2 separate regions of the Homo sapiens genome follow, and region 2 is linked to region 1. Evidence: read pairs that join two places in POLR2A ChIA-PET (ENCODE). Cell type or tissue: MCF 10A. All regions are shown on one strand. Links, peaks and the distances in the headings refer to the core of each region. The heading gives the core; the rest is flanking DNA. Region 1 has its middle 5.2 kb from the start of FJX1. Region 2 has its middle 85 kb from the start of LDLRAD3.

Region 1 (4,398 bases), core at 1-4,000:
AGCAGCCAGCGTGAGACCATGAAGGCGTACAGTGCTTTGTGTATGACATTTGGACCCTTTCTAGGACTTCAAACAAATTATTTTTGGATTTTTATCTCAAGAGGAAGAGCTTGATTTGTATTTTACGGCCCTTGGTGTTTTATTTTGGCATTTTCTTTGGTATCTGGGCCCAAGTGATCTTGCCTGTTACCTTCTTTTTATTTAATGACCTTTAACTCAAATCAACTTTTGGTTGCAACTTTAATAGTTTTTTATTTGACTTGCATTTGTAAACCTAGGGTTTTATAGACTCAGGAAGCTATTAAATCTCTGGGGGTTCCCCTTCTCACTCTGCATTACAACATAGTGTGTAATTTAACTATTTAATGTCATCCTTATGTTTTCAGTGCCTTTTGCTAAGCCAAATCTTATCTCAGCCTTAAAAAAAAAATAGTCCATAAACTCTCTGTGGTGTAAGTCAAGTGTTTGCACAGTACAGCCATAGAATGTACTGATAATCGGAAATTTATCTTTTTTCAAGACATTGTTAATGGGATACCTCTCATAATTACACCTTTCAGAAAGAAACATTTTCCATTTCTGGTGATTATTTCACTATTAGATTTGCTGCTTTAGTTAATGGAGGCTGTTCCAAGAACAGGACAAGTATTCAGCAACCTGCATTTTTACCCAACATATTCATGGAGGAAAACAATGAGCAGTAATAAGTTAGAAGTTTCACAGATTGCACAGGAAATACATCCTGGATCCCATGAAGATTCAGCACTGGTGAGTTCTGGGCCAGCAGCATTCTCTACATTCTTTCTAAACTTCAGTTCCAAGCCCAGACTTGATCGTGGTTAACCCAGAGCAAAACACTGAGCATAATTTAAATGGCTCTTCTCAGATTCTTTAGTGAACCGTGTCTGCTTGTTCGAGAAATAAGTTTAATTACATGGTGGAGTTGTTAATGGAACCAAGACTTAATTACAGAATGGGTTTTAACTGTTGCTGTTCCTCATAGATAGTAGGTAGGCTGTGGCATGGAAAGATCAATTAAAGTTTCGCCATGGTCAGTGAATGCTGCTATGGACAAATCATTTCTCAAATGAACAACAACAACAACAAAAAAAAAAAACTTTCAGACCACAGCATGATTTGCAAAGAGTAATGGGTTCTACAGGCAGACAATATTCTGAATTCTGTTCCTTACCTACCTTCAGCAAGTCATTTAACTTAGTTCCCTCATCTGTGAAATGGAGATTTGATCAGAATATTGTGGGATTTAAATGTTAACATATAAAGCATACAAGCACATACAGGTGCTTCCAAAAATAAAAACAAAAAACCTCACTTCTTATTCCTCTTTAAAAAAAAAAAACAAAAAAAAAAACAACTTTTGCCCTTCTTACGTTCAGTAATTTCCATCATCAAAGTCAAATCTGGCTGTTTCCAAGGTCAGTGTCAGTTTTAAACATGTGATAGTAAATTGGTTCAATAAATTGTTTACTAAGGACCCTCTTCTAGCGCTATGCAAGGCACTGGTTCATAAGGCCAAGGGCACAGGTCCACATGGGTTTGAGTGGGTGATTTCAGGACCCAAGCAAACTTCAGCACCAAGGCAGCTATACTACAAATATATGAGGGTGGCTTAAATTAAAAAAAAAAAAAAAAAGCAGATGGCTTATTGCAAATCCATCACCACTTCTGGAAAGCTTCAAGAAGTGATGAATCTGCAAGGACAACCCTCTTCCCTATTCTTTCTGCCAAGTGACAGTAGGCAGTTGCCCTTTCTCCCTGGATTTGACTTTTGATTAATTCGCTTTGTCAGTGACATAGTTCTAAACTCTATTAAGTGTACTCACCCTCCTGTCTTCGAATCAGAAAGAAAAACAAATTATTTTAACACATCTCAATGTTTCTCAACCTTCTGCCTACAACTGCAGCTAGGAGAGTCCTCTAAGACCTTGAGGTTGATTATGTGGATTAAATGAGTAAATATTTATAATATCGTCAGAATAGTGCCTGGCACACAGCAAATGCAATATAAGAGTTTATTGGTGAGGTAGAACATTTCTCCTCTAACTCAAAAACAGAGGCACCTTAAGTTCCAGACATGATCCTCTTTCATAATCCTGTTCTATCTCTGCAGTTATAGAACAGAATCTACATGCTTCTGTTTTGACCCAGGAAAATCAGCTAGAGTGCTTGAGTCTGGCAGGAATTACCCAGAGCCCACAGCTGTCAGCTAGCTGTCTTGTTTCTGAGCATGCCCTCTAAGTGAGTGGTCATATGTACTTCCCTCTTTTTCACAAGGAGGCTGTAATTCTATTCCTCATGTGGCCCATCAGCTCCAGGGAGCAGTGAGCTGTGGAACTCCAAATCTTCTGAGCTACCATGAGCTATCCGTGAGTCATGGACCATGCAAGCCTAAGCGCTGATATTTTGCCCCTGCGCACACCAGCCCGCATCACACAAGATCGCTGATCCCAAGTGGTAGAAGGGCCGTGGGAGTGCTAGAGATGGAGAAAAGGGAATTCAGAGCATAGGAAATGCTCCAAAAGAGAATAGAATGTCAGCTGCCAAGGCAGTACGGAAATCAAAGGACAAGGGTTGACATCCGCCTTCAAGCATATTTTAGGCATTAGAGTCTAATGGAAAGGATACTGAGAGACAGGAGACCTGGGCTACTTCTGATACACTGTCTGATTTGAGAAAATCATTTCCCCCTCTGGCTTCAGTTATCTTGCCTGCAATGGGAAGATATTTGATTAGGCTGATAATTTCTAATATTTGGACCAGAACTCACAGTAAGACACATATATTTTATATTGTGACCTCAGTTAGACAGAGAGACACACATACCACTGAAACAAAAATTTCACAAAACAGTATGTATAACATACTTTTTCTCTTTCATTCAATGTTATTCTATTCCTTCTCCTCCTTTATTTCCTAACGCTAACTGTGGCCCTCTAAATTGATTTTGTAACTCATCGGTGGGGCACAGGCTGCACTATGCAAAACACTGGATTAGATCATCAATAAGCTCCCTTTCAGCTCTAAGATTCTAGGGAAATTCCATTTATAACCAGATTACTACCTACTACAATATTTCCCCAAAGGCAATACAAACAGACTTCAATTTTGTACATTCTTTAAAAACAAAAGACTGTAGTGCTTTATTTCAAAATGTCATTGGGAGAACTGCTCAAAATCTTACATAGGGTCTTTCTATAAATACTTGAAAAATTCCCTAAATATGGGAGGTGACTTTCAGTCTGTTCAAACCATGCATGAGCAGATAGTGCTTTGAAGCAAAAATAATAATAATAATCTTTTGCATCTCTGTCTCAATATGGCCCAAGGATGACTCAAGAGGACAGTTTCTCTTCTATGTATTCATAAAGATCAGATGTAGGAATCATAATTTTTTAATGTTACTGTTTTACCAGTTTCTCTTTCTGTGTCCTGCTGTGGGGGAAACTGCATTAATAAACTATGTCTTAATGCTGCCTAACTAGAATTTTTTTTCTCTGCAGGACACCACTAAATATAGCTAAAGGAATGCTTATTGTATTTATCTTTCCAACTTTCTTTCCATTTTGAATATGTCTTCTTGACACTTTGGAAATTTTTCTCCTAATGGCACCTTAGTTTTTTTTTTTTTTTTTAAATAACAGAGAACTAATTGTTCATTGAGTAACAACAACAAAAAAGAACTCCTTTTTTTCTCTTTCATCTGTGCCATATGGTGTCTTTTATGGTTTTATCAGTTATTTTACACCATATGCAGAAAAATGATGTAGAACTGGCATTTTTCCAGTACCAAGTCACAGATTTTACTTTGCTGAGAAATTGTGGGTTAAAAAATAGAGAGGTATCACTTTTAATTAGATAGCCCTACACCATGCATTTGTCTTTGCCTCTTTACACCTTCCTCATAGTGATTTTTTCCTTTTAATGTTCAGTAAAGACTTTGTCCTCACCTCACAACTGGCCTGGAAAGGCAAAGTGACTGGGGAATGATTAGTCATGACCTCTTTTTTTCTTCATTGTGGAAAATATACATAACATGAATTTTTTTTTTTTTTTTTTTGAGATGGAGTCTCGCTCTGTCACCCAGGCTGGAGTACAGTGGCGCGATCTCAGCTCACTGCAACCTCTGCCTCCCAGGTTCAAATGATTCTCCTGCCTCAACCTCCTGAGTAGCTAGGATTACAGGCGTGCACCACCATGCCCGGCAAATTTTTGTATTTTTTTGTACAGACTGGGTTTCACCATGTTGGCCAGGCTGGTCTCGAACTCTTGGCCTCAAGTGATCTGCCGGCCTCAGCCTCCCAAAGTGCTGGGATTACAGGAGTAAGCCACAGTTCCCAGCTCCATTTTGATCATTTTTAAGAGCACTGTTTAGTGTCA
Region 2 (4,398 bases), core at 97-4,096, 240 kb after region 1:
AAAAATCAAGGGAGCTGGCAAAAGTGAGACCACATTTCTTCATGGCAACAATTAACTAGAGCTGAGTAATGACTGTCCCTTTAAACAGGGCACACATGCTTCAGTCCCCCAGAGTCCCTGCTGATGCACATTGGCTCTAACACCTGTCAACTTCACTCTGCCAAAGTATCTGCCTGCCCAGGAGGCATTCATAAATGCAATAAAGGACCTAGTAAACATAGGCCCCATCCTAGTCCATTCAAGTTGCTATAACAAAATACCTTACACTAGGTAGTTTATGAATAACAGAAATGTATTGCTCACAGTTCTGGAGGCTGGGAAGTCCATGAACCAGGCACTAGCAGATCTGGTGTCTGGTGAAGGCTCACAGATACTTCATAGATGATGCCTCTTGCTGCATCCTCACCTGGTAGAAGGGACCTGGGAACTCCCTTCAACCTCTTTAGCAAGGTCACTAATCTTATTCATGGAGGCTCTGTCTTCATGACTTCATCACCTCTTAAAGCCTCCATCTCTTAATACTGTCACATTGGTGATTAAGCTTCAACATATAAATTCTGGGGGAACATATTCAGACTATAGCAGACCTTTCAGTAAGCAGACACATAGCAAGTGTATTCTTCTCCATGTTGCTTTTTACTACTTCCACTGTCACAATCCAAGCCTTACAGGATGGACATAGAGGTTCCATGGGTTACACAAGACCTTGGTTCTTGCCCCTCCGTATACCTCCAGTATGGAGATCTAACCTCTCAGCAAAACACTTAAAGCCCTTCCACATCCAAGTTCCCACATGCCTACTAAACTCTATATTCTATGCCACTGCAAACTCAAATATCTAAACTGGCTTTCCTATTAGGTAGGACATGAACCAGCAGTTCTTTGCCTTTGTTTGTGTTATTTCTTCTTCCAGAAATGGGCCCTCTCACCTCTCACTGTCTGGTTAACCCTTCATCTTTCAGCCTTAGCTCAAGTATCACCTTCTTGTTGAAGTCTTCTCTGACCACTCTCTCCAGACAGAATGAAATACTCCCTTCTCTCTGTCCCTACAACTTGGACAATTATATGAACACAGACCCCTGTGACTGTCTCTCCCAGGAACCACAACACCTTACCTGATCCCCGGGACTCAGTACAGTTCCTGGTTGGTTTTCAGGCACATTTGTTGCTGCACGAGTCATTAGATAAGATGTATCCATCTAGCCATTGAAATATCAAGGAAATGCTTTACTGCTATGGTCAGGTTGTGCACCACACCACTGAAGGAAGCACCGTAGACATAGATCAAAATAGGAATGGAGCCCCCCAGATTGTACAGTACACAGCAGGATAGGTGGAGGACCTGCCCACAGCCCATCCTGGCCTTGGATGACATGGTCCTTCTTCATAATCATATCCAGTTACTGTTGACTTCTACTGAGTGTCACCCAGTCCAGAGGCCCTCACTGAGTGAAAGGGACATCTATTATTCTACAATTAATCTATTCAGTACAGAGCCTCATCTTCTTCCTCATAATCTTTCTCTCCCTCTGTCTTTTGGTTCTAGGCTTTAGTTCCTGACAGCCCCTGTGAAGGTATCTATAAGTTCTTTTCAGCTCTGATTCCAGGGATGGAGCTTACCAAACTATTTTCCATGCCACATGTCCCTCCTGCCTTCCTTCTTACCCGCTCCTGAAGCTGAAAGCCATGCCCTCCCATCCTTAGCTCATTCCTTCTTTCTAGGAGTTGGGCCAACAATTGGTGATCTGCACTAATCAGGTTGTCCAGGTTAAAGGACCTCCTCTTCACTACTCTTTGCAAAAGATCCTGTGTTTTTTTGTTTTGTTTTGTTTTCCCTGTAGCCTGTATTCTTTGAAGTATTTCCTCATACTCTACCCCCAAGCTAGGTAAGACTATCCTGGCAGCCAATCTGTTATTGACCTAGAGTCCTCTGGTCACCTGACCTTTCCTGGCTGTCTTCAGGTGAGGACAGTGATTGTCTGCACTCGTTCATCTCCACCCTACCCCACCTCTGTTTCTTGAATTGTCATATGATCTACAGCCTAAGAGTATGCCCAAGGGTGCCAGGGAAGTGGGCCTAACCTACCTTCCACAGGTTCCCCATGCTGCCCTGAGTGAAACCCTTGTGAATCAGAGGGGCAGGGGGCTTGGAGCTTAGAAAAGGATTAGACAATATGAGGAAGTTCGGTTTTCCAGTGGAGACAGGCTGCTTCGTAAGTGCTGATACTTACAAAATAAGTTTGCAACTCTCTGTGGAGTTTACCATTGTTTCCAACGTTGGGAGGATCTGTGTCTGTACTTCCTTTCCCATCGTGCCTAGAACAGGGTGGATTACTAAATGTCGATGGCTGATGTGTAGGTCTAATATGGCCATCACTGCTCTTAACCTCTCCCTCTGGTAGCGGTACCTACTGCAATGAGTTACTTCTTCATTTCATTTGATTCATGGGGGCTGCCTGCCTGGCCACTGGTCTCGGCATGTGACCTAAGCCAGATAATCAAATAACCCATCTCCATGGCCATAGTAACTTGCCAAGACAAGGGTGGCATGTGACCCACACAGACCAATTAGGGGTTTTCCCTGGGATTTTATATATAGGCTCCAGGAAAGAGAAACTCTTTTCTTCCACTGGAGTTTCCAACTAGAGTGATGTAAGCCTACGGCTTACATAGTTTGGGACCAGGCCTCCCTCCCACTCTTCCTCTCTTTTGCCTCTGGAATGTATGAAGTCATACATTGAGAGAAGCAGACTTGGAGGTAGGAAGAGAAAAAGATGGCAAAAAGAATTGGGGAGAAAAGGAGAGAAAGAACAGTGGAGGGAAGAGAGAGGCCCACCAGGATCCAGCACATTTTTAAATTTTTTTGAGATAGGGTCTCTGTCACCCAGGCCGAAGTGCCGTGGGGCAGTCTCACTGCAGCCTCAACCTCCAAGGCTCAAGCAATCCTTCTACCTCAGCCTCCTGAGTAGCTGGGACTAAAGGTTTGTGCCTCTGTGCCTGGCTATTTTATCTTATTTTATTTATTTATTTATTTATTTTGACCTCTGAATTTTTTTTTCTTTTTGAGACAGTCTCGTTCTGTCACCCAGGCTGGAGTGCAATGGCATGATCTCGGCTCACTGCAACCTCTGCCTCCCGGGTTCAAGCGATTCTTCCGCCCCAGTCTCCCAAGTAGCTGGGATTACAGGCAACTGCCATCATGCCCAGTTAATTTTTGTGTTTTCGTAGAGACGGGGTTTCACCACGTTGGCCAGTCTGCTGACCTCAGGTGATCTGCCCGCCTCAGCCTCCCAAAGTGCTGGGATTACAGGTGTGAGCCATCACGCCCAGCCTGACCTCTGAACTTTTTATTGGCCTCCTGCTCCCCAGAGAGTACCCTGCTTCTCCTGGCTTAATGTCTCAGAACTTTGGTGTCACTGGTCTCAGACACCACTTTGCCATCCACTATCTGGCAGGTGGTGGTCTTTTGGATGGTTTTCATGGAGTTGCTGATGTCCAGGGCATCACCAAGATTGAAGTCCTCGCCGTCTTCCAGCAGGTGGTGGTAGTGGTGACCTCAACCTCCAGCTTGACCTTAATATTCAACAGGGCCTCATACTCCTTGGCCTGGCGCTGTCCCTCTGCCCAGGTCTGTGCCAGCTCTGACTCCAGGTGCAGCAGGATCCTGTTGAGCTGCTCCATCTGCAGGGCATAGTGGGCCTCCACCTCCCTCAGGCTGTTCTCCAAGCTGGCCTTCAGGTTTCTCATTGAGTCCAGGTCAATCTCCAAGGACTGGACCGTACATCTCAGCTCCATGAGTGTCATCTCAGCAGCTCCAACCTCGGTGGACTGTGTGGTGACCACTGTGGTGCTCTCCTCAATCTGCTGAGACGAGTACTTGTCCAGCTCCTCTAGGTTCTTCTGAGCCAACTTGTCATATTGGGCCAGAATGTCTGCCATGATCTTGGTGAGGTCCTGAGATCTGGGGGCATCTGGCTCCACAGTCAACCCAGAGCTGGCAGTCTGGGCTTGCAGACCTTTTACTTCCTCTTCATGGTTCTTCTTCATGAAAAGAAGCTCCTCCTTGAGAGCCTCAATCTCTGTCTCCAGCTGCAGCCGAGTGACATTAGTGTCATCAATGACCCTGCGGAGTTTATGGATGTCACTCTCCACAGACTGGTGCATGGCCAGCTCTGTCTCATACTTGACTCTAAAGTCATCAGCAGCAAGATGGGCATTGTCGATCTGCAGAATGATGTGGGCGTTGTCCACAGTATTTGTGAAGATCTGAGCCCTTAAGTCCTCGATGGTCTTGAAGTAATGGCTCCAGTCTCTGACCTGGGGTCCCTTCTTCTCCAACTGCTCCCAGATTTTGCTCTCCAGTTTCCGGCTCTCAGTCTCCAGCCTCCTCACTCTGTC

What was found. Peaks named below come from ENCODE experiments on the same cell type or tissue, not always from the same donor. Only the 100,000 strongest peaks of a DNase experiment are listed, where the experiment ranks them.
Region 2: POLR2A ChIA-PET joins it to region 1 with 6 read pairs; 2 of 35 experiments call an interaction of 5 or more read pairs at or near these places.

What each region holds. Positions count from the first base shown.
Region 1 is chr11:35,621,507-35,625,904 of GRCh38, forward strand. No RefSeq gene overlaps it. Among named protein-coding and RNA genes, the nearest start is that of FJX1, 5.2 kb to the left of the region's middle. In MCF 10A, for the core only: no CTCF peak of the experiment used is centred there; a DNase peak (open chromatin) is centred at 2,345.
Region 2 is chr11:35,856,853-35,861,250 of GRCh38, forward strand. It overlaps the pseudogene KRT18P14. Among named protein-coding and RNA genes, the nearest start is that of LDLRAD3, 85 kb to the right of the region's middle. In MCF 10A, for the core only: no CTCF peak of the experiment used is centred there; no DNase peak of the experiment used is centred there.